Linked DNA regions of Homo sapiens: regions 1 and 3 are each linked to region 2. Evidence: chromatin loops called from intact Hi-C (ENCODE). Cell type or tissue: PC-3. All regions are shown on one strand.

Region 1 (8,000 bases), 180 kb after region 2:
ACATAAAGCACATAACATTTCCTACACAGTAGCTCTCAAGATAGCTGTTATTGTTATCATAGCATTAGGTACCTGGTTTTGGACAGAGGCAGTTTAAGGCATTTAGTATCTAATACATGGAATTGCCAAAAACCAGTTTTGAATTTATGATCTCATTGAATTTGTTTTTGTTTGTTTTTGCCAATTGTCATCAAGAAAAGATACAAAAGGCTTAATTTTAATACATGGGGTGATGATTATAACTTATGTATACATAGCAATATATTTCTTTCAAGCCAATTACTTTAATTTTGTACCTGCTTTACAAAGTAATAGTTTTAAGAAACTCATAATATATTATTTCTACAATATATTTATATACTTTTAAACCCATAATTTTTGTATTGATAAGTACAGAACTGTACAATGAAGCATTTTCATAGTTTATTTCATAAGACTACATCATTGAGTAGTTCCCATTCAATTTAATTAAAAGGTAATTTTAAGTAAAGTTATACTACCCTAAATTTTTTTACTTATTCCCTAACTCTTTAAAAATGTATATGAAACCTAATGTTAAAAAAAAATCACTAGTTTGTGGAATAAATTCATATTCAGGAAATAATTTAGACACTAATATATTTGTAGCCTGTCTCTCTTCCCCCTCCTCTCCACTCCAACCACAAAAATAGTGCTTGGATCTGTTATTTTCTGTAAAAGTTGAATTTAAGTACATTTGTTCATAGCAGATTTTTCAGTGAATTGAAGGTAGCCCTCACATTTTTTACTATAGTCATGCACCACTTGACAATGGGGATACGTTCTTAGAAATGTGTTGTTAGATGATTTCCTCTTTGTGCAAACATCATAGAGTGTACTTACACAAACCTAGATAGTATATCCTACTGCGCACCTAGGCTATATGGTATAACCTGTTGCTCCTAGGCTACAAACCTGTACAGCATGTTAGTGTACTGAATACTGTAGGCAGTTGTAACACATGGTAAATATTTGTGTATCTAAACATATCTAGATATCTTAGAAAAGGAAAGGTACAGTAAAAATATTGTATAAAATGTAAAATTTGTTATACCTGTATAGGGCATTTACCACAAATGGAGCTTGCAGGACTGACAGTGCTCTAGGTTATTCAGGGAGTGAGTAGTGAGTGAATGTGAAGGCCCAGGGCATTGCTGTACACTACTGTAGATTTTATAAATATTGTATACTTAGACTACACTAAATTAATTAATTAATTAATTTTTTTTTTTGAGACGGAGTCTTACTCTGTTGCCCAGGCTGGAGTACAGTGCAGTGGCGTGATCTCGGCTCACTGCAACCTCCAGCTCCTGGGTTCAGGTGATTCTTGTGCCTCAGCCTCCGGAGTAACTGGGATTACAGGTGCACGCCACCACACCTGGCTGATTTTTATGTTTTTAGTAGAGACAGGGTTTCACCATGTTGGCCAGGCTCTCGTACACCTGACCTCAGGTGATCTGCCCGCCTCGGCCTCCCAAAATGCTGTGATTACAGACATGAGCCACCGCACCTGGCCAGACTATACTAAATGTATAAAATATTTTTTTCTCCAAAAATAAATTAACCTTAGCTCACTGTAACATTTTCACTCTCTTTTTAAAAACTTTTTGATTCTTTTGAAATAACATTTAGCTCAAAACACAAACATGTACAGCTGTGCAAAAATATTCTTTCTTTGTATCCAAATTCCATAAGATTTTTCCATTTTAAAAACTTTTTGTTTTCTTTTCTTGTTTTATTTTATTTTATTTTTTTGAGATGGAGTCTTTCTCTGTCGCCCAGGCTGGAGTGCAGTGGCATAATCTAGGCTCATTGCAACCTCCACGTCGTGTGTTCAAGCAATTCTCCTGCTTGAGTAGCCTCTCAAGTAGCTGGGACTACAGGCACACACCACCACGCCCAGCTAATTTTTTTTTTCTTTGGTATTTTTAGTAGAGATGGGATTTCACCATGTTGGCCAGGCAGGTCTTGAACTACTGACCTCAGGTGACCCACCCACCTAGGCCCCCCAAAGTGCTGGGATTACAGATGTGAGCTGCCACACCGGCCAAATATTATATTTTTGTCTGGTGGATTTGTAGAAACCAGAGAAGATGTCTTTATAGTCTGTGTAGCTGTCATCATAACTTGGTATTATAGTTGATTTCAAAATTAGGTGTTTGAGAAAAGCCAGATTAAGTAAAATGAGTGATATTTGATTTAAAATCTGACTAGCAATTTTCATAAATAATTGTTTTGTCAATAATTTGTTATTTAAAGTGTTCAGGTGCTAGTTTACTAAATTTTACTCTGTGTATGTGTGAATCTAGAATACCATACCTTTTTTCTAGATAATTGTTAGTGATACTGTATCTGGTTTCTTCATATGCTTTTGTTTATAATCAGAATTTTATTTTTTAACATGAGAATAAATGTGCTCTGTTATTTTAAATACTTTTAAAATGTGTTTAGCCACCTAGATGAATGATTCATAATCTTTTTATCGGGTTATTCATAAGTGAGAGTTATGACTTGTGGGAATTGGTAATAGTGGCTCATGGAAACAGTGATTTTTTTAGTTTAGGAGTGGGAGGAAAGTCCCTGCATGAATCTGAAGTACTCAAATCTCTTTATCTCCCTTTGCCCCAATTTTTATGATTGTTTTCATATCGGCATACAATGTAGCAGGCTTAATTATCTGATGGAGGTTTTCTTTGTTTTAATATTAGAATTATGATGTCCTTTTGGCATGATTTACAAATGACTAAAAGTGTTTTAGAAAAATTGTCTTTTAGATTTTATCTTTTAAAGTTAATTTTTGAAAGCATGATTCCTAGTTGTTTGAAATGGCAAAGCTCTTAGCTTTTTCATGCTAAGAACGACGGAGCCACATTGAAGATGCTTATGCTTAACTCAGACGTGAAAACTACAGGCCTGAAGAATAATCCTTACTTTATCGTTTTCATGTGTTTTGAAAGGAGGCTTGTATGCTGGGAAGCTATCAGGTGCCTTTATGGGCACCAGAGAAAGTCTAAGACGCTTGTTGTAGTCAGAGTTAATTTATAATTCACTGTAAAGTTAACTGACTCAAAGCAATTAGTTCATGATTTACATTCAGTTGCTAGTGATTTTTTTCTCTTTTCCTATGCATTTTGTAGAATGCTGTATACCCGTTATAGGGCTTCATTACTTACAGGATTGGAAAGTAATTTTGTCCTAGGGAGAAATACTTGGGTTAAATCTGTAGTGTATTTGCAGTGCCAAGAGAGCACTGGTGGTAAAACTAAAAATAAAAAAAATGTGAACATTATTTAGAAACCTCTCTGGCCATCTTTATAAATCAACAAGACAAATCCTGAAAATGTGCCCAATTTCACAGCAATCATTATGATTGCAGAGGAAATAAATATTATTTGTTTTTTTCTCTGGTATTATGGCATTGGAACCAAAAAAGCATTTTGTACAACAGTTTTTGGTTAGTGTTACAAATTCAGTCAGACAAACATTTGCTTTGACCAAAAATAAGTCAATAGGGTGTATCTGACTTTTAGAAAATAATGTAGCAATGTTCATATTCTAGCAAGATATTTAAAATGATATTCTATCAAGAAAATACTTGGGTGAGTTCTTTTATGTGAATTAAAGTGAATTATAAATACTATATAATCTTTCATACTTTTAACTTGGCAGAACGGTGATTTTTTTAGTTTTTGTTGCTGGGTAGGTAAGTATTACTGTTTTGGGGAGAAATTTTAAAATTGTTCTTTAATAAAAATAATTTTATCTTAATTTACCAATTCTTTTATAATATAGTTTTCTATAACAAAGCACTTCCCTATATACACTGTTATATTTGAGTCTTATGAATTGTCCATTTAAAGTAGAATATTCCAAGTAGAAATTCAATTCAACATTCAATTTGTTGCACTTACTACCTCTTTTATATTTGTCTTAGTGTCTTTGAATATTTGTTTAGGCCTCTGAGTCACACTGGCAAGAAGATTAGGAACATGGCTTTAGGCATATGTTAGTGCTTTGATGGCAGTTAGTGACCTGTGCTAGAAAAAGTGGGTGTTAACCTTGATGGTGTCGTGTAAGACTTGATATGTCGTGACTAATTTTTAAAATTTTTTTCTCATTTTTCTTGCCTGCCCCCTGGTGGAGAAAAGTTAGTAAAATCAACATACAGGGTACATGAAAAGTCTGAAGGTGGGGGGAAAATGTATATAAATAAACGAATCATTGCTCATGCCTGTAGTCCCAGCACTTTTGGAGGCCGAGGCAGGAGGATTGTTTGAGCCCAGGAGTTTCAGCCTGGGTGACATGGCAAAACCCTGTCTCTATTAAAAAAAAAATTAGCCAGGCGTGGTGGTGGGTGCCTGTAGTCCCAACTACCTGGGAGGCTGAGGTGGGAGGATCACCTGAGCTGTGATTGTGCCACCATACTGCAGCCTGAGTGACAAAGTGAGACCCCAAACAAAAAACAAATTATCGATTAATTTAGTATATGAAAATTTAAATATATGTTATCATTTCAAGTTTTATAGTCTTAGCTTCTCAAATTTGGAGGGAACAAATGTGGGATTAAAATTCTAAGAATACATAGTTTTCTTAAAGATATGCAAATTTGCTTTACTGATTATGTTTCTGTGTTTTCTCAAAATACCTTGTTGTCACTTCTCAGGGTCTTACTGAAGTAACACAAAGCTTAAAAATGGAAAATGAAGAGTTTAAGAAGAGGTTCAGTGATGCTACATCCAAAGCCCATCAGCTTGAGGAAGATATTGTGTCAGTAACACATAAAGCAATTGAAAAAGAAACCGAATTAGACAGGTATTTCTCATGCTTTTAAAAAATAAATTCAATAAAAATTTTAAAACTTTAAAACATTATAATGTTACTTTATCATACCTATCTTAGTTTAAAGGACAAACTCAAGAAGGCACAACATGAAAGAGAACAACTTGAATGTCAGTTGAAGACAGAGAAGGATGAAAAGGAACTTTATAAGGTAATTTATTTTTTACCATATCTATTGCCTGTTGCTTCAAAAGAAATGACCCCAGAACTTAGGGGCTGTAGGTCAGCAATTTAGGAGCAGCTTAGCTGAGTGGTTCTGGCTCTAGCCTCTTGTGTAGTTGCAGTCAGGATGTTGGCAAGGGGTGCAGTCAGCTAAGGGCTTGATTGGGACTGGAGGGTTTGCTTTCAAGATGGCTTACTCCAGTGGCTTTTGGCAGGAGAACCTTCAGCTCCTCTTGAAGTGGTCTTTTCATAGGCTGCTTGAATATCCTCACAGCATGGCAGCTAGCTTCTCTCAGAGTGAGTGATCCAGGAGAGAGCAAGGAGGAAGTCACAGTCATGTTGTATATCACCCCTAAAAGTTAGTTTTCAGGGAATTAATTTGCTGCTGTTTTAGATACTTAACAGGTAGTGTGTAATAAGTTGAAGAGGTTTAATGGAATTAAGATACTTGTTTATCACAATTCATGTAACTATTTTTCCTTTTTAAGAACATATATATATATACACATTGGGGAGAACATTAATTTAGTAATAATCCCATTTTAGAGTTTGACTTTTAGAATATCTTCAGAGATGTCATTTTGTAAAAATATCCTCACTGCTAACAAATCTTGACCGCTTGAAGTTTTGAATTTTTTTTTTTTTTTTTGAGATGGAGTCTCGCTCTGTCGCCCAGGCTGAAGTGCAGTGGTGCGATCTCGGCCCACTGCAAGCTCTGCCTCTCGGGTTCACGCCATTCTCCTGCCTCAGCCTCCCGAGGACCTGGGACTACAGGTGCCCGCGACCACGTCCGGCTAATTTTTTGTATTTTTTTAGTAGAGACGAGGTTTCACCATGTTAGCCAGGATGGTCTCGATCTCCTGACCCGCCTCAGCCTCCCAAAGTGCTGGGATTACAGGCGTGAGCCGCCGTGCCTGGCAGTTTTTATTTATTTATTTTTTTAAGCAACCCTGAAATATAGGGTAGTTAGCTTAATTGTCAGTAATGCTGTGGGTGCAAATTGAGACTTATTTTTTTAAGTGGCTCATAAGCATTTCCTGAAGGCAATTCCAGATGAGGAATTTCAAGAACATTCTGAGTTAAGTCCGTTTCTTGTTAAGTCAATTTAATGAGCTGATGATTATGAACATCAGGTAGCGTTTTAAAGTGATGCTGCAAGGGTGTTGGTTGCTGATGTCTTCAGAGAATCAGGAGTTAATATTCTATCCTTGTGAACAGGAATTAGTCCTTCAGCATTCTGTATATTTAAAGAGTAAAGTGCAAGAAGTAAGTTAATTCATTTCTCCTCAGTACTCTTAACGAAAGCAGGATATACTTGATAGTGTACACTACAGGTCTGTATTTATAATTCCAGTTATTGAATTTGATTTGTATGTGTGTTAGGAGCAAATCAGCAATAGCGAGAGTCATGGGAAAATCAATATAGTTGGGTTAGTCAACAAATACATTTTTCAGCACATTGAAACTAAATGATATCGTACTTTTCGCCTGCAGAAAATGGAATTGTTTGAGATGTTGTTTTTGAATGCACCCCTTCTAGTTTTCCAGAGTCTTGTCGTGCCAGATTTGAATATGCCAAATAACATAATTTGTTTCCCCAAAAGAACAACCAAATCTATTTGCATTTTTAAAGAGAACCTGAAACCATTAAATCAAAGGAAAAGACTTTAGAGATCAGGTGATGTTGTTAGGGCTTAGAATAATCTCTCTGGAAAATAAAAAAGCTTAGAAAAGCTGTGTTCTGCTCCTGCATGCTTAACTAGTCATTTGGCAGAACCTGGGTCTCCTAAATCCTAGTCTAGTATGTCTTTCCTTCCTTTCGTTGTCTTTGGGTTAGAAATATAATGGTATTTTAAACTTTGACTAACTTAGGTCATGGAGTTAGAATATTCTTGACATTTTCAAACACCATTACAGGTACATTTGAAGAATACAGAAATAGAAAATACCAAGCTTATGTCAGAGGTCCAGACTTTAAAAAATTTAGATGGGAACAAAGAAAGCGTGATTACTCATTTCAAAGAAGAGATTGGCAGGCTGCAGTTATGTTTGGCTGAAAAGGAAAATCTGCAAAGAACTTTCCTGCTTACAACCTCAAGTAAAGTAAGTACTTTTGCTATATATATTTGAAGATTGTAAAACATACCTATGAAATGTATGCAATATGATTTTCATTTTTAATTCCCCCAAGCTTTTGTTCTAAAAAAGTTCAAACTTACAAAACAGTTGGAAGAACAGAACAATGAATACTGATGTACCCTAAAATATTTTGCCATTCTTTGTTTTATCTCCCTCATTTATATGCCTTTTTTTCTGAGCGATGTGAGTTGCAAGTATTACGATAATTTACTCTAAATACTTTAGCATGTCTCCCTTATGAACAAGTGCATTCTTCTTCATAGCCATGACACCGTTATTACACCTAAGAATTTAGCACTGATTGAATAACAGTCATTCTCATAGTTAGTTCACAATCACATTGCCCCAAATGTATTCTTATATAATCTTTAAAATTTTGTGATTCACAGTTAGTCAAAGACTACATATTATTTTGATTGTTGTATTTTGAGTCGGTTTCAGTCTAGAATAGTGTCCCTACACTTTTTATGACATTGATATTTTTGGAGAAGACAGGCTAGTCTGAGAAAATGTTCTATAATCTGGATTTGTCTGTTGTTTCTCATGACTAGATTCAGGTGAGACATTTTTGCAAGAAAAGACATAGATGATGTTTTGTCCATCCTGTTGGAGTCATATCAAAAGTTATATAATGTCAATTTGTTTCGTTCTTGATAATGTTAGGTTTAATAATTTGTTTAAAGTTATGCCTACCTGTCTCTATATAGGTGCCTTTCTTTTCTTTCCCTGTTTGTGATTATTAAGCAATCTGTATAAACACCCTGTTCTCCAACAGCCTTTCCTCAATGTTTTTATTGTCCTTTGATGCTCCTCACCTGCATCAGCTATTATGTTGGTAATAA
Region 2 (8,000 bases):
TTTGTTTTCCAAAAATACACTAGCATTTCGTACTTTGGATACTTGATCTTTGCAAAATTCAGACAAACACTGGCAAAGGAAAATGTTATAAACATCAGATTTTCTTACAGCCTTCAATGAAACCTATGTATAAAACTGTAAAAGTTAAATCATGATGAGTATGGGCCGGTTGATTGGATCTTTTTAACATAATCTAGAAAGTATCTTTCACTGAGTTCTCTTCAAGATAAAACTATTACACACACCTCACACTCTTGAAGGTCCTCTGTTTAAAGTTGTTGGAACAGATTTCTTTTGATGAAACTACTGAAAGATTATATATATTGAGAGGGATTAAAAATACTAACAAGATGAAAAGCATCAGTTACCAATATAATTCTTTCAGTACAACACCAAATGATAATTGCAATGCCTAATTAGCACTGAATAGTGTATTTTATTATGATTGTGCAATAAGCTTGATACACTGTTAATCATGTATTAACGTTAAATACCTATACTATAAACGTGCTAAAAAAAAGCTTATCAGTGATTAATGTTGAATACTGAAATTCTCATTGATATTTTGTAAAGGTCAATTTTGGGTATTTAAAAAGTTATAAAAGTGCATTTAACTGGGTAATGTTGGAAAATAAAAATTTAAAAATTTAAGGTAAAGGGGAAAATACGTAAAGCTGTCCTGTGTACTCATATTATGATTAATAACTAAATAAGGTATTCTGGCTTTTTAATAATCCAATTGCTAAAAGACCTATGAAGGATATTATGTTAGAAGGTTAAAAATTCTGGTTTTCACTTGTTTATACATGTTTGCCCTTTTTGTTCCTTTAGTTAACTAGATTAAAGCACTTAAAACCAAAAATAAAATTACTTTAGATTACCTATGTGAACTTTTTTTGGTTAGCTAATAATTCTTTCTATATTTTGATTGTGGGTATTGTGTGGGAGTGGGGTCATTGAATGGTGTGATATCGATAGAACAAGAAAAAGTATTTTTCTCTATTTTGTTTTTAAATGAAACAAACCAAAGCCTTTTAGTTATTCTAGCAACCCAAAGAAACTCCAAACTTGAATGTATTAGTCTCCTGCAATAATATTGAAAATCCTCTACCTAAAATGTCTTATTTTTGCTAAATCAGGCTAATTCTTAAAATTGCATATTGTCCTATTGTGCCTTCCTGAGACTCAACTTCCTCACTGAAAAAAAAAAAAAGAGGATAATCTGCATTTCATGGGGATGCTATAAGGATGAAATGTTTTAAAATACAGAAACAACCCAGTGTGATAAACTGACACACAAAAGGTACTTAATTAATCAGTTGACTTCTAGAAAATTCTGCACTATAAAACTTTAAGGTGATTAGAGATGTTTTGAATCTACTTATTGATAAGGCTGTGTGCATTTTCACACTTTCCACTCCGTTAAGACTATCAGATTTTATTCCAAGAAAGAGTGCAGGGAAGAAAAAGCAGCAGGCAAAAACTGAAACAGAAAAACAACATGGATGTTGTAGCTCTTACTTTCATTCTCTTATTTTTAAAAATAAACTTGACTTTTCATCCCTCTTGTTACCTATTTTTCAAAGAAATACAAGTTTCCTTAGTCTTTTAGTTTTTAGAAGCCATGTTTAGAGCTAAGCTGATATACTATGCCAAAAGTACACTTAAAACTGGGTATCTTCATTGCTGAACGTTTTACATTACAAGGCGTCAGTCTTTAAAAAAAATTTTTTTAAACCTGAAGATTACTGACAAATAAGCATTCTCTAACAATTATGAATTATTTCACATCATTTTAAGGTTTCACTTGATCAATTTTACATGCAAACGTACTTTCTCATTATTTACTCTTTCCTACTATGTTTCGCATGCCAAAAAAAATCCACTAATAGATTATAAACTCTGCTTGCCAGTTCCCTTCTCAACAACCTCCATCCATCCCAGCACCCACCCATTCCCAAAGAGATACCCAGCATTGTTTATGTGGAGTTGGAAACAATACACTCCCCACTGCTGGTTAATTTACATCAGATACAGCCAGGCCCAGGAAGCAAAGTGCCTGTCGTTTTCACCCCTTTTTTCTTCTCCCTTGCTTGCTCATGCCCCCTCACCCCTTTTAATTTAAATTACTCGTTTTAACTTAAAAACTTCTGGATGTTTTATTACCTTGGCAGCTTTTTCTCTGGATTGACTAAAAAGGTAAGTTTAAACAGTTTTTGTCAGTTAATATCTCTTCTTTTTTTTATATTTGTATCTGACAACCAGAATCCATAGTGTTAAAACTGCAATGATGATGCTGCTGCATTTTACCAGGCTAACTCAGGTTGGGCACAATTTCATTGTTTTTTTGTAACCTAAACATACAAAAAACAAAAATGTTACTTTGCATGCAGTTAAATTGGTTGTTCTCTAATCATCTCTATCTCTACAATCTTTATGTGCTCCTAAGGGATATAAAAAGATTTTATGTTAGGTTTTGTTGTTTTCATTCTTTATTTTTTTAACCATAAAATATTACACATGCAGATACAGTAAGTCATTGTTTCCTTGCCTATATATTTATAGAAAATTACTAAAAATCTAGTATTAAAAATACTATAAAGCCAAAATGCCAGCTTTTCTTTGAAAGCCACATTAACTGTGTCCTAATCAGTTTTTCTAAATTTCAGATATTTAAAAAGAATTAAATATAACATCTTTAATAACATGTATAAAGCCATTTCAAAGACTGAAATCCTAACTCTCAAATTTCACTAAATTAAATTTTATCTAAAACCAAGTAAGTTAAACATATTCCACTGTACATTAAAAATAAGATATGCAAAGACTCCCCAGTGTGTGCAAATGATACCAATAATTAAGAATCACATTTCGAGCTTTAAAACACTTCTATCTAAAAGAATCCAAAAGTGTGAGTAAATTGCTTTGACTGCTAACATTTACTTTCTGTAGTACTTTCTCTCCCCTTTTCATCCTAGCTCTCACCCCCACACCAACACACATACATAAAATAGATCATTTAGGCCAGTGGTATTTCAGTACATCGCCCCTCCTCCTCCACTTAGACAGTATTGCCTTTTATATCTATGTGGAGGTTCCCATGGCAACACTCACTTACACCAATACTATTTCCAACTGAAATGAGAGAATCCAAAATCTAAATGCTTCATTACTAAATAACATATACCCTAACAAGTAAGAATTGTTTTTCTCATTATCATTATTTTTCAATGTTTTTAGATTTCTGGAATTTCAGCAAAAAAATCATTTTAATATTATAGAAATAACTAGAAAAACAGTCATTGTAGGCAACTATATGTATGCATATCATTACATGAGATTTGTATGTGCTTACTCTTACTGCATAAAATTGATATGCTGAGCCAAGAAACCTCAATTATAATTATGAATAGTAAGTATAATTTTTACTAGTCCAGTTTACTCTATCAAATTTGATTTTTTTTTTTTTAATGTTGGCTACATAGCTCACAAAAGACCCTGGTGAGAAATTCTAACACAACAAGCCAAGAAGCAATTCATGGACAGCAGGAGGCAATTCCAGAACACAGGCATAATCTATAAAGAGAAACCTCTACAGCTTTTTGATGTTAAATAAGTAGAAATATTAGCATACAACAAAGCTAAGAAGCAGACTGTTGCATCAAGTTTAAAAGTAAAAATTTCAGGGTCAAATGTCATGAGTACCTTTGTCTAGACTACTTTCAAAAGTGAAATTTCCTAATTTTTAAAACCAAAAGGTCTCTTTTGGTAATACTGAAGGGTGCATATATTTAGTTTTAGTACAACACACATTCTCATCAAGTTATTCAAAATATAAGGGAGGGGAGGGTTTTGCTTTTAAGTGGGAACATCAAGGTGGGAGGTCAAACATTTACTTTGAAAACATATACATTTCTTAAAACAGGTTGTGCACATTAAGAAGCCTCAGAAGAGGCAAGAGTATAAAATGAGTAGCACTAAGCTTTTTGCTAAATGATCAAAGCTAAGCATTAAACATCACTCTGCATGGTGAATACATTTTTTAAAAGAATAAAAATCAATAGAATATACACTGAGCTTTATTTATTCTGACAACATATCCTATCACCTGGATAGCTGTATTAAGTAATTTAATTGTTTCTGCTACAGTTTATTAACTTATATTTATGGGTTCATAAAAATAGAACATGAATACGTATTTTAATGAAAAAAATCACACTTTTATAAAATTTATAATGAGCCTTTTTTTATTGTGCTTTTTACATTATCACTGTTTTAAAATGAGCTGATTCAAAAGACTATAAAGACTCCCTGAAAAACAGTACAGGAAACTCAAGAATTTACTTTCCCAAAAACAGCTTTTAAGACATGAACATGAACTGCCTAATGAATCTCATAGTTAGGCTTGTGAAAAGGACCAACTTGCACCTTTCAGAGGTTTCTCCCTCTTTTTAAAAATTCCCATACAGTAAAACCTGCTGACACTTTTTTTTTTTTTTTTTTTACAAGACCCAGGGAGGGGGGTGGAATCTTGCCACATGGTGGGGGGCGGGGATTTGAAATATTTGTGAGAATTTTTATACGCTGGATTCCCCTCTCCAGTGTTTAGACAAGCAAAAAAAAAAAAAAAAAAAAAAAAAAAAGCCAAATGTTAAATGCTTATTTTACTAAATGAAAAATAGCAATCCCCTCCAAATATTTCATTTTCATTTACTTTCGTTTTAATATCAACAACCTAAAAACAAATATTTAGAGTTTAGAAATCTTTTCAATTCTTTGCAGATACTTAACCTTGATATCAGATGTAGTTTTCAGTCAACTTCAAAAGTAAAATCGTTATATCTTTAACAAAAAATAATATATTTTATAATCCTTTTATCATTAGCAGGTTTGGATGCAATGCCACCTGGTGGCACAGATAAATTCTTAGCTGGACTTAGGTTTTTGGAAACTGAGCTGTTCTATGAAATACTAACCAACTCTTCTGACTACTCTAACCTCCTCCCAAACAAGTTATTCATCCCACAGTTTAACAATAAATGATCATTTTCATTTCAAAAATTTTAAGATTTTTAAGCAATTAAACTGTACATATGCACATGACAATTTCCTCAGCATTTAAACATCATAAAACATTTTTTTCATAAACCAAAATTATACCAAAGATTTACTTTTTAAAAGTTGAAATGTTTAAATATGGGGGAGGGGGTAAGATGGAGTAACCAAGTTGCTTTGTAAAATTACACTGTATAATTAATTCCATGGTAAGAATGTTTTTATGGTGTGTTTTGGTGACCTTTTATGACCATCAAGTTCACAATGCTGGTGGGCTGCCTTTTAATCCCTCCGCAGACAAAGGCCCTAAATAAACACAGATCCCTTCCTGGGAAAAAGTCCACTCTGGTTAAATGGTAAGGAAATGAGTAAATCATTAGTAATCTTTAAAGCCAAAGCTATAAACTCAAGTTACCTTAAGTTGAAATGAAAGTGTCCTGCAAGAGTTTCAAAGTTCTGTCACAGATAGAAATCTCCAGCTCTTGACTCCAGACTAGGCGCCAGCTGATAAACAAACAATTTAAGTCAAGAGCTGGAGAATTCCCAGCTTTTTCATTTAATGGCTTTGGCCAAGAGTATTTATTGCCTCCAGTTTTATTCTCACTTAGCTCTAAGAGGAAATTTAAACTCATCATTATCTTAAAGCCCCATATGGGTAGCAGTCAGCTCACCTGATAATAGCTCCTCTTACTCTGCACTGATTGTTGAGTCTCTACTAAAAGTGATGTAATAATATAAACTAATTAACCATAGTTTTAGGTTGACTTTTTAACAGGCTAAATAAATTTTGTTCAATATAGTTTACATTCCCACTTTGGATAGTTACAATTCCAAAAAGTTAAACTTTACAGTTTTCAGTAGAAACTACCAACTAAAATGGAAGAGGACAATGTAATCTCTCTCTCATTCTTGCATGCTCTGGTCTCTGGCACCCCCACCCCCTAACCCTTGTTCACTAGCTCCTCAATATTGCGTAAGGTAACTTTTCTGTATCAAATGTAGACTTTTCCTATTAGCTTGAAATATCCAGTGTTGCTCTATTTCCTAACAGAGCAAAGTGCAGGATTTAAGATGTAAATGCCGAATCATGAAAAGCTGTTGATTTTATATGTGTACTAATAAGAATGTAAAAGTTCAGTCCAATTAAAGACCATAAGATGTCATCAAACCTTTCTAAATGCTGTATTTAAAAGTCTGCGGCTGGGCGCCATGGCTCACACCTATAATCCCGACACTTTTGAGAGACCGAGGTGGGCAGATCACCTGAGGTCAGGAGTTCGAGGCCAGCCTGGCCAACACGGTGAAACCATGTCTCTAGTAAAAATATAAAAAATTAGCCGGGCATGGTAGCTCATGCCTATAATCCCAGCTACATGGGAGGAAGAGGCAGGAGAATCATCTGAACCCAAGAGACGGAGGTTGCCGTGAGCTGAGATCACGCCACTGAACTCCAGCCTGGGCAGCAGACCAAGACTTTGTCTCAAAAAAAAACAAAAAAAGTTTGCTATCAAAGATTACAGGTCTCAAAGTCAGAATTATGTCGCTGCTCTTATTCCTTTCTCAAAATTATCATTTATTTTTAGAAAAACCTCACCTCTACCCAGGATTTTATATGGAAATAATTATTTTAACTATCTGAATGTTTGTAGATATTTAACAATTACAGTAAACTAACTAGCCTCCTTCCTCCAGCTGCTTATCTAATGAAAGAATGCTGCAAAAAAAAAAAATGTTATAGCCTAAGGTAAAGGGTTAATAAAATATGCCATTAGTGCATAGAAAAATACTTTTCTTCCCGTTTCTTAATTTTCACAAAGTTTTATAAAACTATCTTGGCTGTAAAAGCCAATTAACTATTTCAGTGTCTGCCAAGACTAGTTTCTATTCTTTTAATATATGGACATAGTACATTAAATATGTTGGTCACTTAAGAACAAGTACTACTCTCACACATAAGAAGCATTAGGGGAAATGAAATGTAATTAATGATAAAATTATTCGTATTCTGGCCTCATACTAAGTTTGATTTTTTAAAATCTCCCTAGGTACAATGTCCTCCTAGAGGCTGTAGTAGATAAACAATTATGATAACCAAAACTAACAGTCAATAATAACTCAAAGCAAAAAGATGTCAGATACTAATGTTAAAATTCTTAGTACTCTTTTAAAAGAAATCCACATCTTTCCTATCCCTGTAGGTAACCTAAGCTAAATGCAAAAAAACAACAATCTTCTACCTTCAGGTCAGGTCAAAATCCCTCCAAGGCAAAAGACAGAAGGCATATCTGCTGCCATACTTTCCTTGGACCTGAAGGAAAGATGACTACTATGAAATTTGCATGTAAATTTAAAATGTTCACAACTACATCACCCAAGCAATGCAAAACAGAATTTTATGGCAAATACATAGAAAGACAGACTTAAAACTTAACGTCATATACTTTTCATCTGTTAACATTATCAAACCTCAAGAAAATCGGACTTCTTGAAAACTTCAAATAAGTCTGATAAGGTTTCAGTTTGATTATGGTAGCAAGGCCCTTGTCAAATTCTCAATTACATCTCCTCCTCCCACCTCACTGCCAATGCTATCCAGGGATCACAAACAAAACAAAATGAAGACATATAATACATAGAGTATACTGGAACTAGTTTCACATTGCTTAGAAATCAATAGATGTTAAAGAAAAATAAATTGTACATAAGTAATAGCTTCAGATTTATTTGCTAAATTCACCTTTATATAAACAGGGCTCAGTAGTCCTAAACTGTGACCAGACCCAATTGTGTCTGACTTACATCCTGAATGGCAATTAAAGGACATTAAAAATACCCTGGGATTACTTCAGGCAGGACCCCTGCCTTATCCATATACTTTCCAGCATAACCATGTAAAGAGAACACAGGTTCCCCCTCTACCACAGAATAGAGCCTGGCAAGAACAG
Region 3 (8,000 bases), 73 kb after region 2:
AGAGCCAGTTTCAACCATATGGATGAAGACAATACCTAGAGAGGTGGTAAAGCAAGGAGACAGAAGAAACTTGGGTATCCGAATGAAACCCAGGCCTCTGCTCTAATGAAGTAAGACCCCCAGGCCAGCCCTGGACCTCTTACTCTAGATTTATAAGAGAGAAAGAAACTTCATTTTATTTAAGTCAATATATTTTGGAGTCTCTTTATTATAGCAGCTTAGCTTGCACCTTGACTAATAAAGCCACTGCCATGTATTTTTTTTGTAAATGTCAGTAGATAGGCATGAATTTAAAAATGGAATCGTGTGCACAATAGCAAAGACTTGGAACCAACCCACATGTCCATCAATGATAGACTGGATTAAGAAAATGTGGCACATATAGGCTGGGCGTGGTGGCTCACACCTGTAATCCCAGCACTTTGGGAGGCCAAGGCAGGCAGATCACAAGGTCAGGAGATGGAGACCATCCTGGCTAACACGGTGAAACCCTGTCTCTACTAAAAATACAAAAAATTAGCCGGGTGTGGTGGCGGGCGCTTATAGTCCCAGCTACTCCGGAGGCCGAGGCAGGAGAATGGCCTGAACCTGGGAGGCAGAGCTTGCAGTGAGCTGAGATCCCACCACTGCACTCCAGCCTGGGCAACAGAGCGAGATTCCATCTCAAAAAAAAAAAAAAAAAAAAAAAGAAAAGAAAAGGAAAAAGAAAATGTGGCACATATACACCATGGAATACTACTCAGCCATAAAAAAGGATGAGTTCATGTCCTTTGCAGGGACATGGATGAAGCTGGAAACCATCATTCTGAGCTAACTATCACAAGGACAGAAAACCAAACACTGCATGTTCTCACTCATAGGTGGGAATTGAACAATGAGATCACTTGGACACAGGGTGGGGAACATCACACACTGGAGCCTGTAGGAGGGTGGGGGGCTGGGGGAGGGATAGCATTAGGAGAAATACCTAATGTAAATGATGAGTCGATGGGTGCAGCAAACAAACATAGCATATGTATACCTATGTATCAAACCTGCATGTTGTGCACATGTACCCTAGAACTTAAAGTATAATTAAAAAAAAATAAATAAAGTAGCAAAAAAAAATGGAATAGTGTGCATGTGCCATGGTATACAAGAAGACCAGCTGCTTCCACATCCTGGAAATGTCATTTTCTCAGTGCCTGGGAGTAATCAGGCCCTGAGAGACTGGGACAAGTTGTCTGAAAAGCACAAGAGACCAAAATAGGTACCAGAATGCAAATGTATTAATTTACTAGGAGAAATAAAACAGCAATACCCCTGTGGACATAATCAGCATATTCCCTCTCCTGTAATGAAGCTACATAGGAAGCTAAGCCATATTCAGAAGTCATTTCCATGATTTGCTAGAAATGTTTGAAGTTCAGGTGGTCAACCCAGGCTCTCCCTGGTTGATCTACATTGGAATTAGATGGTTCCTTCATGAGTATGAGAGAAACAGATAAATCAAATGTTTAGTGAATGTCCTGTTACTTTTGTGACCATATTAAGAGGAAGTACTCAAAATCAATGCCTAACTCTCCTATATTTATCTTTGCATTGGAAATGGTATTGCAAGGCCAGGCACAGTTGTCTCAGGTCTATAATTCCAGCATTTTGGGAGGCTGAGGTGGGAGAATCACTTGAGGCCTGGAGTTCAAGACCTGCCTGAGCAAAATAGTGAGACCATGATTCTACAAAAGAAAGAAAGAAAAAATAAATGGTTTTGCAACTGGAACCAGGAATAGGTCAAATTTAGGTGGCATAGTTTCCTTTTGCTTGGACAGTGGACACTACTGGTGTTTGCCTTTGTGACTTTTCTTTTTTTGAGACAGGATCTTGCTCTGTGGTCCAGGCTGGAGTACATTCATGTTCTTAGCTCAGGCATGTTCTTAGCTCACTGTGGCCTCAACCTCCTAGACTCAAGCAACCCTCCCATCTCAGCCTCCTGAGTAGCTGGGACTATAGACATGTGCCACTACAACTGGTTAATTAAAAAAAAAAATTGGTAGAGACTGTGCAGGCAGCGGGGGGCCTCACTAAAATTCCTCACTCAAGCTCAAGGGATCCCCCCACCTCAGCCTCCTGAACCACTGGGATTACAAGCACAAGTCACTGTGCCCAGCCCCAACTGTGACTTTTCTCATCCCAAGGGCTGATCCAAAGAGTATTGCTTGCCTTTCAGGAGATTTTCACCTGTTGGGGGGAAAAAATCTCCCTAGATTAGTAGACTTTCTGGGAAGTACTATCTTTGTTCTGAAGATATGCTATGTGTATTTTTTGGAGACAAAACATCTTTCTTTTAGGACATGACAGCAGTAGTAGACTGTTAGATCTTTTTCATGCCAGTCTTGGGTAAATTGAAAAGTTGGCAGCACTTCATCACATTCTACAATTTTTTTTCTAACTTGGTCATAAAATTCAAAGTCCTGGAACTACTGTTCTGTCCTGCCACAGTTGAACAACGACTTGTTTTGATTGATACATTCTTAAAATGTGATAATAACTTCAAACTGGTTTCATTAAAATTTTCTGGGCCTTTGGCCGGGCGTGGTGGCTCACGCCTGTAATCCCAGCACTCTGGGAGGCCGAGGCGGGCAGATCTCGAAGTCAGGAGATCGAGACCATCCTGGCTAACACGGTGAAACCCCGTCTCTACTAAAAATACAAAAAATTAGCCAGGCGTAGTGGCAGGCGCCTGTAGTCCCATTTACACGGGAGGCTGAGGCAGGAGAATGGCATGAACGCGGGAGGCGGAGCTTGCCGTGAGCCGAGATCACGCCACTGCACTCCAGCCTGGGAGACAGAGCGAGACTCTGTCTCAAAAAAAAAATTTCTGGGCCTTCGAGCTATCCTTCATGTGATTCCTTTTAGTTAGTTTTATAACTAAAAATTTAGGGGCATTTTGTTTTATCACATTCGCAAGTTATCAATGCATATCACTATAGCTCTCAATTATTCACAACATCCTATGGATTCACTTTCTAAGAGCACAGGAATCATGTCATAGTAATAATAACAATGATCTCTACCATTTATTGAGCATACTGTATATGCTAGGCACTATGTAAGTCCTTTACGTGGAGCAATTCAGGTCAACCTTTCAGCAACCCTTTGAAGCAATTATAATTATTCTTTGCATTTGAAGAGAAAACAATTAGGAAATGAAGAGGTTGTTAACTTGTCCAAGATTACACAGCTATAAATAGGACTAGAACTCAAAAAAAGGCATCTGATTCCAAAGGCCATGCTCATAACCACTATATATTCTGTCTTTCAAAAAATCAGGGGCTGCATCCCCATTGGGAATTTGAACTCTGGTTTTCCATGAGAAAACAAAACTAGTGAGGCCTTGCAGGGCTTTTTTTTTTTTTTAATATTTAATACATAAAAAATATTCAGTGCTAAACCTAATCTATACCATCCATATACAAAAAACTTTCATTGTGTAGGGTAGAATAATGAAAATATTTCTCAATAAATTTTTTTTTTTACTCTTTCTATTTGTAAACTTTTTGTCCCTAAAGAGATTCCTAACTACAGCTTTATCAAGAACAGTATACTTTAAAAAAGAAGTGGCCAGATGCAGTGGCTCACGTCTGTAATCCCAACAGTTTGGGAGGCCGGGGAGGGCAGATCGCTTGAGCACAGGAGTTCGAGACCAGCCTGGGCAACAAGGTGAAACCCCATCTCCACTAAAAATACTCAGGAAGCTGAGCTGGGAGGATCACTTGAGCCTGGGAGGCAGAAGTTGCAGTGCGCTGAGATTGTACCACTGCACTCCATCTTGGGCGACAGAGACACTGTCCCTCCCCCCAGAAGAAAAGAAGTCTATTCTTTCTTGCAGGTCCTTTTTTTGTTTTGTTTTGCTTTGCTTTGCTTTGTTTTTCCAACACACTTTCTGATTTTAACCTACTCAGCCAATGTGACAGAGATAATACCAGCCCTTGTCTCTCTATTCCATTTTCTGGGATATGGTCTTGGGTTCTGTTTAAGGAAGGTCCTGTCTCTGATTTGCATGTCTTTCTGCCATACTGAATCCTTCAAACCTTCCTTGGTCTTCCTGCACTGATCTCTCCTGAGTGTACCCTATGTAACTTGTCCTAATGGGGGTCTTTTGGGAAGTCTACAACATATGCCAATTTTCCGCATATTATTAGCCTCGGCTTTAGTGCTTTGGATCTCCCAACCATATTATGTAATGCTTGATGTATTAGGGATTCCCATTCTGAACTCTAAGAAAAATAATCAAACCAAAAATTACATTCAAGACTTTCTCCAGTGGTTTCCGTATATTAACTGATATGTCAAGGGCCCCCAAAACCATCCCCAGATTTGGTTATTTGCTAGAAGGACTCAGGAGTCAGCATATGGTCACACTCATGGCTATGATTTATTATAGCAAAAGGGTACAAAGAAAAATCAGCAAAGGCAAAAGCACATGGAGCAAAGTCTAGAGGAAACCAAGCTCAAGCTTTTGATAATTCTTTCCAAATGAAGTCACAGAAGACACGCCTAACTCCTTAGTAATGAGTCATGATGACATGTGGGAAGTGTTTTCTACCAGAGAAGCTCATTATACACTCTGCACCCAGGGTTTTACTGGTGGTTAAATCACATAGGCATCCTCTGCCTACCACCAAATTCCAGACTCCCAGAAATAAAGCAGGTATTCATCATAAACTCACATTGTTTGTATAGTTTAGGTATAGTAAGCCACTTTTATCAGTTAGCATAGTAGAAACCTTTCCCAAATTCAAGTTCGCAGATGTCAGCCAAGGGCAAACCTGGTAAGGAGCCAGGCCTGCCATGTTAACTGTTTTTTGTTTTTTTAAATATCTAAGGAAATACAAATAGAGGAGCTCTGGTAGAACAGATCTAAGGCAAATCTCTTGAGGGAGAGCCAAGGGTCTGAGGCTGGAGTCACCAGACATAACTGTCAAGTCCAAAGGTCTGCAGCTTGACAGTGAATGGGAAAGAAAGCTAAAATGGGAAACCGAGCAGGAAGTTGATTGAAGTACAGCCCACTGAATGCTTTGGTCAGAATTGATTCTTCCCAAATGCTGCTAGGTGCCCAAAGTTACCCTTCCAGGTGCATAGGTGAATCAAGCAACCTAAAGATACAGAGTCAAGATTGGCAAACACTCTCCAGATGCCACCCCACCCCCACCCACCCACCATGACATGGCAGATTCCTCAGGGAAGAAAGGCTATGACTGGTCACTGAGGTGAGTGTTTGTATTAGAAGGCCAGTGTTCTGAGTTTTCCATTTGTTTTTCCATTTGCTTTTTCCATTTGTTTCCAGCCAAAGTCTAATAGCTCTACAGTGTCTGACATGACCCATTCTTTCAATGATGCATTTGTGGCAGATGCTGAATTATGTGTATAGTACCCCACAACATATAGCCAACTATTCTTGAAGAAAAAGAAAAGCCCCGCCTCACTTTAAACCAGGCTGCAGTGTCCCATGCTCCTTGGGAAGAATGAGAGGCTATGTCAGGAATACTGTGGCCTGCACACAGTGACCTTAGGGCGTCATTATCCACTCACTTCCTCTGCAGCCAGTAGTAACAGGCCCTGAGAGGCTCATCAGAGAGTTAGATCTCTAAGGAGGCTAAAGCCTTGGGCATCTCTCTCAGGAAATAAAACAGTTTTTCCAAGCCCAATTCAGATGTTTGAATACTGGCTATAAATATTAGTTTCCTAGCAATTGATTAACAACATTTTTCATGACTCTCTGAACTAATAGACTTATTTGGTCCCTGGATCTTGCCTCTCACACACCTCTGGTGCTGAAAGTCCTGGACTGAAATGGATGTGGTATGTTGATCTCCAGGCAAACTGGAGAAATTCAATTCTGAATGCCTTGCTTGTAGAGAGCACCTCCTCAGACCCAATATCTATTCATAGATTTTGGATTTTACAGCCTCTGGCCACACATTCACTAGTCTAACTCTCCCACTGACTATTCTCTGAAGCAGCACTATGCAAAAGAAACATAATTTGAGCCATTTAAATTTTCTAGTAGCCACATTTCAAAAGAGGATAGAGAAATAAGTGAAATTAATTTTAATAATATATTTTATTTAACCTGATACTAAAAATAGTATTTCTTCATATAATCAATATTTAAAAATGATTAACAATATATTTTACACTTTTTTAGACTAAATCTTTTAATTCCAGGTTCTATTTTATGCTTGGAGTACATCTCAATTCGTACCAGCTACCTTTCAAGTGCTCAGTAGCCACCTGTGGCCAGTGGCTACCGTACGGGACTTTGAAGTTCTAGGGAAAGGCCAGGGGGTCACTCAGAATCCAGCAGTCAGGAAGTCTGTGACCCTGTAATGCACCCTACACATTAGCATTCAATGCCATTGTCCTAAGAAAATACCTGCAGATGTGCCCTGCTACATGCTTAGTATTTTCACACAGACTGATGCCAGATGAGTTTAATTACTAGGGTAGAAGAGCAGCTCCTCACCATAAAGTTCACCTTCAACTCCTAAAGACCCCGCCTCAAAAAGATCTATTGCCAGGCATGGTGGCTCACGCCTGTAATCCCAGCACTTAAGGAGGCCGAGGCAGGTGGATCGCCTGAGGCCAGGAGTTCAAGACCAGCTTGAGCAACACGGTGAGACCCCATTTCTATTTAAAAACAAAAATACAAAAATTAGCTGAATGTGGTGGCACAGGCCTGTAATCCCAGCTACTGGGGGTCGGAGGTGCGGGATGCTGAGGTGGGAGGATCGCTTGAGTCCAGGAGGTCAAGGCTGCAGTGAGCCATGATTTCACCACTGTACTCCAACCTGGGTGACAGAGCAAGACCCTGTCTCAAAAATAGAAAAAAAGACTTAGCACTCCTATTAAGTTCAGAATGAAGCCCTTAGCAGATATGTGCCACTATAAATTAAGGCCAGAGGCTTAATTCTTCCACTGGTTAATTTTAGGTTTTAAGGTGCTTTGAGACCAAGAAGTCAGAAAATTATCCCCATTCCAGATCTTTCATTCAAAAACCTCTGCTATATAGTCCTACAACCTCAAAAGAACTGGCAAAACTCATACAGTGCCACCAAACAAAATTTCTGTATCTGTCCAATCTTACAGGGCTCTGAGCATACCCTGAGAGTCAGCCATGTGAACTAGGAGTAAGGAAGGCCTCCCATGCAAATACAGCCAGTTACATGTCCCAGCAGACAAGGCCTAGGTCCAGGTCTTTCTGCTGTGCCAGGATGCAATCTGAGAGGGCCACTGGGGCCCTTTCAAGGAAACTAATTTGACTCATTAGGGACTCTAATGGTCCCGTGTGTAACATAACTTCTTTCATTAGTCAGGCAAGTGCAAATGGTACTCCTGGCCAAAAAATAAATGGGTGATTCCCAAAATGCTATTATTCTTTTTTCTGCCCCCTAAGCCTGCTAGGGTACAATGTCATCCAATTTAATCATAAACTTTCCTGTTTATCTGGGTTCATCTCAGGGAAGATGGGGCTATTAATGAAGATAGTTTTATTTATCACTTGTGCCTGACTACACTTGACACTGGACACTCAACCATCACCTGCAAAATGTGATAGAACAGTATAGACCACTGAGTAGATTCCTATCATACATGTAGAACCCTTTAGAGGACCTACACTTGTGACTCGCCTTGTAAGACATCACTTCCAGGTCCGAATGTACTTCCTGTTACCCCTAAACTCATGGCTAAGAATTCATCAACCACGTGCTAGAATACTTCAAATTTAGGGCATCTTCTTAATAGGGTAATTGCCCTTAATAGGCCAAACTTCACACTATGAAATTTTAAAAAATAACTTCATTCAGCCAATATTTAAAATACATACTACAATTATGTGTTTCAATCTGTCTACATTATTTGGGCTGCTGTAACAAAACATCAGCCGACAACAGAGGAATGAATAAAGAAATCATGGAGGCTGGGCGCAGTGCCTCATGCCTGTAATCCCAGCATTTTGG

The links. A loop is a pair of places that touch in the nucleus more often than their neighbours do. Peaks named below come from ENCODE experiments on the same cell type or tissue, not always from the same donor. Only the 100,000 strongest peaks of a DNase experiment are listed, where the experiment ranks them.
Region 1: a loop joins it to region 2, with 2.4 times the contacts of the local background. A loop is called at or near these places in 4 of 110 quality-filtered maps.
Region 3: a loop joins it to region 2, with 7 times the contacts of the local background. A loop is called at or near these places in 6 of 110 quality-filtered maps.

The regions. Positions count from the first base shown.
Region 1 is chr7:27,780,482-27,788,481 of GRCh38, forward strand. TAX1BP1 (Tax1 binding protein 1) reads left to right here. Exons shown (of 17, transcript NM_006024.7): 6 at 4,682-4,830; 7 at 4,918-5,008; 8 at 6,937-7,122. Among named protein-coding and RNA genes, the nearest start is that of TAX1BP1-AS1, 44 kb to the left of the region's middle. In PC-3, a CTCF peak has its summit at 4,168 (motif pointing left); DNase peaks (open chromatin) are centred at 2,560 and 4,070; H3K4me3 peaks cover 1,008 bases; H3K27ac peaks cover 2,117 bases.
Region 2 is chr7:27,600,972-27,608,971 of GRCh38, forward strand. All of the region lies in intron 4 of HIBADH (3-hydroxyisobutyrate dehydrogenase), which reads right to left. LOC107986699 (a long non-coding RNA gene) reads right to left here. Exons shown (of 2, transcript XR_001744911.2): 1 at 7,293-8,000; 2 at 1,423-5,559. Among named protein-coding and RNA genes, the nearest start is that of TSL, 11 kb to the right of the region's middle. RefSeq lists an enhancer at 1,666-2,426. In PC-3, a CTCF peak has its summit at 4,921 (motif pointing left); DNase peaks (open chromatin) are centred at 4,950 and 5,400; H3K4me3 peaks cover 1,561 bases; H3K27ac peaks cover 2,860 bases.
Region 3 is chr7:27,673,571-27,681,570 of GRCh38, forward strand. The region is part of intron 2 of LOC105375211 (a long non-coding RNA gene); the gene reads left to right. Among named protein-coding and RNA genes, the nearest start is that of HIBADH, 15 kb to the left of the region's middle. RefSeq lists an enhancer at 4,030-5,229. In PC-3, no CTCF peak of the experiment used is centred here; a DNase peak (open chromatin) is centred at 4,581; H3K4me3 peaks cover 434 bases; H3K27ac peaks cover 3,092 bases.